Regions from separate parts of the Homo sapiens genome. Here region 1 is linked to region 2. A link is an interaction called in ENCODE POLR2A ChIA-PET data of the cell type or tissue named here. Cell type or tissue: OCI-LY7. All regions are shown on one strand. Links, peaks and the distances in the headings refer to the core of each region. The heading gives the core; the rest is flanking DNA. Region 1 overlaps CNTRL (centriolin). Region 2 has its middle 9.6 kb from the start of PHF19.

Region 1 (4,348 bases), core at 1-4,000, 200 kb before region 2:
CTCTACTTGAAGTATGTGGTCAGACCAATTCTTAGATTAAAAAGTGATACCTTTATGGTCTTGATAGTCCAAAAGCATATTGTTTTCATCTGCAATCTCAACTTGCTCACACCACTGTCCTCCAGAATGAAAAGGTAGAGTCTCTGATCCAATCAAAGGTGAAAGTGACCTAGATCTCATATTGGACATAGATGATGGGATAGGAGAGTGAGATGATGATGGTATCTTTGCTTTGGAGAATATTTTTTGTTGAGAACCTTTCTTCATTGCAAGAATAAAGCCAGGTGTTCATCAAAACCTGTAAGAGTTTTCAGTATATTCAACAAGATTAATTTTTAAGAGTTATCAAAACTATTCTTTCTAGAACCTTCAGGTCTATAAAGTTATAAACTCAGAGGCCATAAATGCTAGGACCCATACTACTCCAAGCTGATGGAGCAGACACTGTATCAAACATCACTGATGACCTTGCCAGAGAGAAAAGGGATCTCCAGAGGGGATAGAATTGACACATGCTCCAGCTGGAAGTGTTGTCATTCCTGTTCTGTTTATTGAACCAAACTAGTCCCAAGGCCCCTTTTACCCACATAACGGGGTCCTAGAATGCAGGAAGCTGGAATATTTGGCAACCAGCAGTATTTAATACTGATGAGCACTCTCTCCTTCCTCAAAGTTTCTTCCTTTGGTTTCTGGGACACCGCATTCTCCTGGTATCCTCCTGCCTCCCTGGCCACTCCATGGACTCCTTTGCTGGCTTTTGTTCCTCCTTGCAGTGTAATTTAAACATCAGAACTCCTCATTGGTCCCTTCTAGTTTCTGTCTAATCTTATCTTGGACAAATTAATGCACACCCATGGTTCCCAATGCCATGTGTTTACTCTATTTAATTTTTTATTTTTTTTGAGACAGAATCTCACTCTTGTCGCCCAGGCTGGAGTGCAATGGTGCGATCTCGGCTCACTGCAACCTCTGCCTCCCAGGTTCAAGCTATTCTTCTGCCTCGACCTCCCGAGCAGCTGGGATTCCTGGCGCCTGTCACCATGCCCGGCTAATTTTTGTACTTTTAGTAGAGATGGGGTTTCGCCATGTTGGCCAGGCTGATCTCGAACTCCTGACCTCAGGTGATCCACGTGCCTTGGCCTCCCAAAGTGCTGGGATTACATATGGGTGTGAGCCATCATGCCCAGCCGATATTTATAACCTCAATCCAATCTTTCTCTGAGCTCCAGACTCCTATTTCCAATTGCCTACGTGATATCTCATTGGCATCCTACACTCAGTCCAGATTGAATTTATTTACCCCGTTCCTCCTCTCACTCTCCTTTTCGTCTTCCAGTGTTCCCTAAATACTGAACACTGCTCGCTGGAATAAGCCAAAAACCTGGGAGTCATTCCTGACACCTCCCTCTTCCCTTGTCCCATACTCAGTCAATCGCTAAATCCTGTTAATTCTTACTCCCAAATAACCTCTCAAATTAAGTCTGCTTCTTTCCATTTTCACTCTCACGCACTCTAATCCAAGCCCTCATCAAACTACTATAACAGCTTCTAACTGATCTGTCTACAAGCTCTCTTGCCTTATTCTTCCATCATTACATTGCAGTCAGATAGCCAGAGTGATCTATTTAAAAAGTAAATCCAGTCCAGGAGCGGTGGCTCATGCCTATAATCCCCGCACTTTGGGAGGCCGAGTCAGGTGGATCATCTGAGGTCAGGAGTTTGAGACCAGCCTGGCCAACATGGCAAAACCCCGTCTCTACTAGAAATACAAAAATTAGCTAGGTGTGGTGGCATGCACCTGTAATCCCAGCTACTTGGGGTCGAGGGGAGGAGGCTGAGGCAACAGAATCTCTTGAACCCAGGAGGCAGAAGCTGCAGTGAGCCTAGATCGCGCCACTGCAGTCCAGCCTGGGAAACAGAGCGAGACTCCATCTCAGGAAAAAAAAAAAAAAAAAAAAAAGTAAATCCAGCAGTCTGTAATGAAGGAAATCTTTACCATGACCTACAAGGTGGTCCCCCATGATCTGTCCCTATTGCTCTAGATTCACCTCTGTCATTCGTTCCCTCAATTGTGGGCTCCAGTCACACTGGCCTCCTCACAGTAATAATAATGCTTGATCTCATTCTTTTTACCATGTTAATTTGTAGTCTTCCTTCAGAGATCAGCTCAACTGTTGCTTCTTCAGGAAAGCCTCCAGTGCAGGGCAGATGAAGTGAAGTCCCCGGTTCTATACTCTCAATGAATTTGTATTTTTTCCTCACATAATCAGTTTGAAATTACACATTTATGTCATTTTGCTTAACATTTGTCTCCATTCTGAACTGTATGCTCCACGAGAGCCTGTCTGTTTTGTTTACACTGTCTCCCGAGTCTAGCATAGTGCCTGGTACCTAGCAGGAACTCAATACATATTTGTTGAATAAATGAATGAATAGAGTTATCTTCCAGTCATCCCTCTCCATCGTCCAACAATATTGATTCTATCTCCAAAATATTTTGAAATTCGTCTCTATCCATCGTCACAGCTACTGCCCTAGATTCAACTTTTATCCTCTCTTGCTTAGACTATTAAGATACTCTCAGAACCACCTTCCTTCCAGTTCTCCTTTATCCTCAATCCATCCTCTACCTTTGACCCACTTATATAATAAAAACAAAAGAAATGTAATGGTTCCCAATGCCTATGAGTCTAAACATTTTGGCACCATGCACTACAAACAGGACTCATCACAGTCTGGCCCAAACTTTCTGGCCTCCCCACCACATACCATTGCTCTAGTCATCTTTTTGTCATTGCCTGAACACATCATGAGTTTTTGCTCATGAAATTCCCTTTCCTTAAAGGGAATTCGTTAAAGGGAATTAAACATCCTCTTATTTCTCTCAACCAATTAAACTGTTACTTTTCTTGTGAAGACTTTCCAGAAATCTACTTTCTTCCTACAGAATGAATCCTCCCTGTTTATTACACTGAATATACCTACTATATATCTTTTGCTTGCTCAGAATGTAACAACCACAAGTGGAGAAGTAATCTCTGAATTCCCAGCAGCTCCATGGTGTCTAGGTCATGAATACATCTAACATCTTATAACTAGAATTCACCCTGTTTAAAAACCATACTTTCAACAGTGTGCTCTTTCATGCATGTGCTCTCTCTCTCTCTCTGTATGCATATTTTTTATTGCAATGTATCATACATAAAGTACATAAATCATAAGTGTATATAGCTTCATGAATTTCTATGCAGTGAACACAAGCTATGTAATCAGCATCCAGGTAAAGAAACAGAATATTTCCAGAATCCCAGAAGTCGTCTCATGCCCCCTTCCAGTCACTAACTCCCACACATGGGGAATCACCATCCTGACTTCCAACACCAGAGATTTTTGAACTATTTTTGAACTTTAGAGAAATGAAACCATAAAATATCTTTTAAATCTGCCTTTTTTGTTAAATATCGTTTCTGAAATCCATTCATATTTGTCTCATGCTATATGAAAAACATCTGATCACTTCAAACTTCAGTGTCTACTATTCTTATTTACAAAATCAATTTTATTGAAGTATAGATCTTCCAGAAGGAACTAAAGCATTTGTTAATGAAAGAGACCTTGGTCAAATTCCTTTAAATGTTTTCATATAAAAATATTTCTTTTCCTATATGAAAGAAAGGTAAAGTTCATGACCATTAAGGCTCAGAATGGTTTAGCACTGTGACTTGATTAGTCCTTAAAAATTACATCCTCAGCCGGGCATAGTGGCTCATGCCTGTAATCCCAGCACTTTGAGAGGCTGAGGCGGGCAGATCACGAGGTCAGGAGATCGAGACCATCCTGGCTAACATGGTGAAACCCCGTCTCTACTAAAAATACAAAACATTAGCCAGGCGTGGTGGCAAGCGCCAGGAATCCCAGGTGCTCAGGAGGTCAAGGCAGAAGAATAGCTTGAACCTGGGAGGCGGAGCTTGCAGTGAGCCAAGATCGCGCCACTGCACTCCAGCCTGGGTGACAAAGCGAGACTCCATCTCACAAAAAAAAAAAAAATGACATCCTCTTCTATCCTAGGCATACAGTGTGCTGTGCCTACAGTGTGCGTACAGTATATAGCACACTGTAGGCCTCGAACAGAGCCTAGCAAATGGTAAATAATTAACATTTATTGAATGAGTTAATCATAAATAACATAAAATGTAAAATGTACTAGTTAGTATCTCAACAAAAAATGTCTGCATGAGCAATACTAGTCCTTAACATCAAGAGTCCTACATTTGCAAGGTTAGGTGTATGCAAAAATGATTTTCATGATACACAGTTGTTCTTATAAGTACATTTAGTCTAAAAACAG
Region 2 (4,395 bases), core at 73-4,072:
ATCCTGCCTGGCTAGTGGACAGGCACATGGAAAATGCAACACTAGCCAATCAGATAATCATTCTTGGGGCTGACTCTTGAGTGAGTGGTGAGGGGACCCTTGGAGATCACTCACCCACAGTAGAGAACCCTGGATCAGACTGTGCCTGCAGCCTTCCCTTGGCCAGAATTCCTCTCTTGGTCCTGCCCTTTGTCCAAGCCTGTTCTCCAGCCTCTTGTTCATTCTGTGTACCTTCAGTACCCTCCAGAAAGTCCCCCTTTTGCTTTGGATGGACAGAGTTGGTCCTGGTTGCTCATAATCAAGAATTCCAACTGATACAAGGCCCTTGGTCTCCATCCTGTTTACAGAGATGGCAGGAAATAGCCACCTCCCCTGGTGCTGTGGACACTGACCAAGGAGTTTCTTCCCAGGAAAACCATTTTTGGGTGCCATGAAAATATTGGCATAGCCTCTCTTGCCAAGGCCTGAGAATTATCACAGCAGATAGACCCAGTTGTCCAGGTTGCTGCCTGCATCCTGAAAGGCAGACATAAGTTCACGGCTCAGTGCTGGGTTCCACACCTCTCAGCTCTTCGAGCTGCCACCAAGCTTGTTCTCCCTGCAATTCCATTCCCATCTGGGAGCTTCTAGCCTTTTAAGGGTCATGAGTGTGAAGAAGGAGGCTGGGCCAGGCGCGGTGGCTCAAACCTGTAATCCCAGCACTTTGGGAGGCCGAGATGGGCAGATCATTTGAGGTCAGGAGTTCAAGACCAGCCTGACCAACATGGTGAAACCCCCCTCTCTACTAAAAAAATACAAAAATTATCCAGGAGTGGTGGCGCATGCCTGTAGTCCCAGCTACTTGGGAGGCTGAGGCAGGAGAATCGCTTGAACCTGGGAGGCAGAGGTTGCAGTGAGCTGAGATCGTGCGACTGCACTCCAGTCTGGGCGACAGACGTGTGGGGACTTGCAAGAGGACAAGGAATCAAGAGACGTGCACGCGTGTCATTAGGTGCTCAGGGGACGAGCTCCGTTCTCAAGGACTGTGAAGGAAGGTGGGTCGGTCAGTCCCTGGAGAAGCAGAACCAATGGGAGATACACTAGGTATGTATACAGATGCTTGTCCACTTACGATGGGGCTTCTCCAATACCGTAAGTGGAAGATGCATTTAATATACCTAACCTACCAAATATCATAGTATGATTTCTACTGAATGCATATAGCTTTTGCACCATCGTAAAGCCAAAAAATCATAAGGCATACCATCATCATTCAGGGACCATCTGTGTGTGTGTGTGTGTGTGTGTCTGTGTGTGTGTGTGTGTGTGTGTGTGTGTGTTTGTTCATAAACAGATGTATTTAAGAAATTAATTTGCATGATTGTGGGAGCTGGCAAGTCCAAAATCTATAGGGCAGGCCAGCAGGCTGGCGACTCAGCAGGAATTGATGCTTGAGTCTTCAGACAGAATCTTTTCTCCAGGAAACCTCAGTTTTTGTTTTTGTTTTTGAGATGGAGTTTCACTCTGTTGCCCAGGCTGGAGTGCAATGGCGTGATCTCGGCTCACTGCAACCTCCGCCTCCCAGGTTCAAGCGATTCTCCTGCCTCAGCCTCGCAAGTAGCTGGGATTACAGGCACGCGCCACCACGACTGGCTAATTTTGCATTTTTAGTAGAGACAGGATTTCACCATGTTGGCCAGGCTGGTCTTGAAATCCTGACCTCAGGTGATCCGCCCACCTTGGCCTCCCAAAGAGCTGGGATTATAGATGTGAGCCACCGCACCCAGCCAGAAACCTGTTTTTACTCTTAAGGCCTTCCACTGATTGGCTGTGGCCTACTCACTCTATCGAGGGTAATTTTCTTTTTTCTTTTCTTTTCTTTTCTTTTTTTTTTTTTAGACAGAGTCTGGCTCTGTCACCTAGGCTGGAGTGCAGTGGGGCGATCTCGCCTCATTGCAACCTCCATCTCCCAGGTTCAAGCAATTCTCCTGCCTCAGCCTCCCGGGTAGCTGTATAGGTGTGTGCAATCACACCCGGCTAATTTTTTTGTATTTTTAGTAGAGACAGGGTTTCACCATACTGGCCAGGCTGGTCTCGAGGGAATTTTTCTTAAAGTCAACTGATGATAAATGTTAACCACATCTCTAAGATGCCTTGACAGCGACACCTAGATTGATGTTGGATTAAATAACTAGGTATGATAGCTTAGTCATGTGGACATATAAAATTGACCATCACAGAGGGGTCAGCCCAGAGTGGTGCCTCTGCCAGAGGGCGGTGACTACAGGCTGGATGAACCAGCCGTTGGAGTGGGAAACACTCCAGCTGACATTGGGTCATCTGGCTGTGGAAGGGATCTCCATAGTCACACCAGGAGTGCATGGCTAAATGCTGTGGTTAGCCGTGAAGGATGAGTGAATAAATGACTCGTGGTTTGAGCCTATGTTTTTCTTTGCTTTCCCTGTGACCTGCACAGACCAAGCTCCTTGCTGCAGAGGTCTGTTCCTTGGAATGCTTCCCCCCACCCACTTTCTGTCTAGCTGCCTTCGCATTTCTCTATTTTGGTTCGGTGTCCATACAAACTCTACTTGCCACCACACCAGCCACATATAACTCCCCAGAGCCTCTTTCCTGCAGGCTGACTGTTCAGATTCCCTGCACACACATGCCTGGGGCCTGTCGAAGCCTCATGGGTGAGACCCAGACCCCGATGGTTAGAACCACATCTGCAATGAAGAGCTCTCAGCTCACAGGCTCCTACCCTGAGGGATGTCCCACACAGCTGGGCTCTCTCCGTGCAGCTCCAGCCCAGATGTTTCCTCTCCTCTGCAGGGGGAGGCATCTGGGACTTTGAATTGTAATCTTGGAAGAAGCAGCTATAAGACACAGATCTGAATGGTCCCAGCTAAACCTCTTGGAACTATTGCCCCAACTTAAGCCGAAGATCAGGGAGCAGAACAGACAACAGAGAAAGGCCAGACGTGAGAGTTCCTTCTGAGAGCTGTAAAAGAGTGAAGATTAGCTTTAAAGAGCCATGGAATTCTGGCAACAGAATTTCCGCTTCTCCAAGCTGAAAGAGGTCCTGAAGGTCACTTAGGTATTCCTCCACCCAGGCAGGGATTACCTCTGAAACTCATAAGAAGGTCACATGTCATGGAACACTCAAACAGAAGGATTTTAAAATAAATTTTGGCAATTAAAAAACTCAAGAGGACTGCTGGGGACCTGACAAAAGTGGCATGGCATACATCTCTGGGCAAGGGAGGGGCAGAGGCCTGGACCCACTTATGGCTCATGTGCTGATTTACTACTTCATCTTGAATGCGTCTTTCCTGCAGGACTTTGGCCAGACCTCTCCTGCTTTGTTTTTTTTTTTTTTTTTCCAAGATAGAGTCTTGCTCTGTCACCCAGGCTGGAGTGCAGTGGCATGATATCGGCTCACTGCAACCTCCGCCTCCTGGGTTCAAGCCATTCTCCTGCCTCAGCATTCCCAGTAGCTGGGATTACAGGCGCACATCACCATGCCCAGCTCATTTTTGTACTTTTAGTAGAGACGAGGTTTCACCATGTTGGCCAGGCTGGTCTCAAACTTTTGACCTCATGATCTGCCCGCCTCGGCCTCCCAAAGTGCTAGGATTACAGGCGTGAACCACTGCGCCGAACCTCTCCTGCTTTCTAGATATCCGTTTCCCCATCTGAAAATGAGAAGTTGGAAAACTTGACTTGGAAGGTTCCCTCCATTAAGACACAGGGTCTCACTCTGTTGCTCAGACTGGAGTGCAGTGATGTAATCATAGCTTACTGCATCCTCGAACTTCTGGGTTCAAGCAATCCTCCTACTTCAGCCTCCTGAGTAGTTGGCGCTGCAGGTGCATGTCACCACCCCAGCTAATTTATTTTTATTTTTAGAGATGTGGTCTTGCTATGTTGCCCAGGCTGGTCTTGAACTCCTGGCCTCAAATGATTCTCCCACCTCAACCTCCTAAGTAGTTGGGATTTACATGAGTGGCTGGTATTGGCTTTTTTTAATTTTTATTTTTATTTTTTTAGACAGAGTCTCGCTCCTAGGCCAGAGTGCAGTGGTGCTATCTGAACTCACTGCAACTTCTGCCTCCAGGGTTGAAGTGATTCTCATGCCTCGGCCTCTGGAGTAGCTGGGATCATAGGCGTGTACCACCACATCCAGCTAATTTTTTTTTTTTTTTTTGTATTTTTTGGTAGAGATCTGGTTTCACCATGTTGGCCAGGCTGGTCTCAAACTCCTGGCCTCTGGTGATCCGCCCACCTCAGCCTCCCAAAGTGCTGGCATTACAGGTGTGAGCCACCGTGCCCAGACTGGCATTAGCTTTTGAATACACCATATCACCTGGGTTCAAACCTCAGTTCCACCAATACTAGTTGAATCATACAAATGAC

Evidence for each region. ChIA-PET counts read pairs that join two places held together with the same protein. Peaks named below come from ENCODE experiments on the same cell type or tissue, not always from the same donor. Only the 100,000 strongest peaks of a DNase experiment are listed, where the experiment ranks them.
Region 1: POLR2A ChIA-PET joins it to region 2 with 5 read pairs; 3 of 35 experiments call an interaction of 5 or more read pairs at or near these places.

What each region holds. Positions count from the first base shown.
Region 1 is chr9:121,084,246-121,088,593 of GRCh38, reverse strand. It overlaps CNTRL (centriolin), which reads right to left. Exons shown (of 44, transcript NM_007018.6): 3 at 51-298. The coding sequence starts at 267. Among named protein-coding and RNA genes, the nearest start is that of CNTRL, 11 kb to the right of the region's middle. In OCI-LY7, for the core only: no CTCF peak of the experiment used is centred there; no DNase peak of the experiment used is centred there.
Region 2 is chr9:120,884,546-120,888,940 of GRCh38, reverse strand. It overlaps a transcript of PHF19 not described here. Among named protein-coding and RNA genes, the nearest start is that of PHF19, 9.6 kb to the right of the region's middle. In OCI-LY7, for the core only: CTCF peaks have their summits at 1,951 and 2,153; DNase peaks (open chromatin) are centred at 2,090 and 2,740; H3K4me3 peaks cover 460 bases; H3K27ac peaks cover 1,910 bases.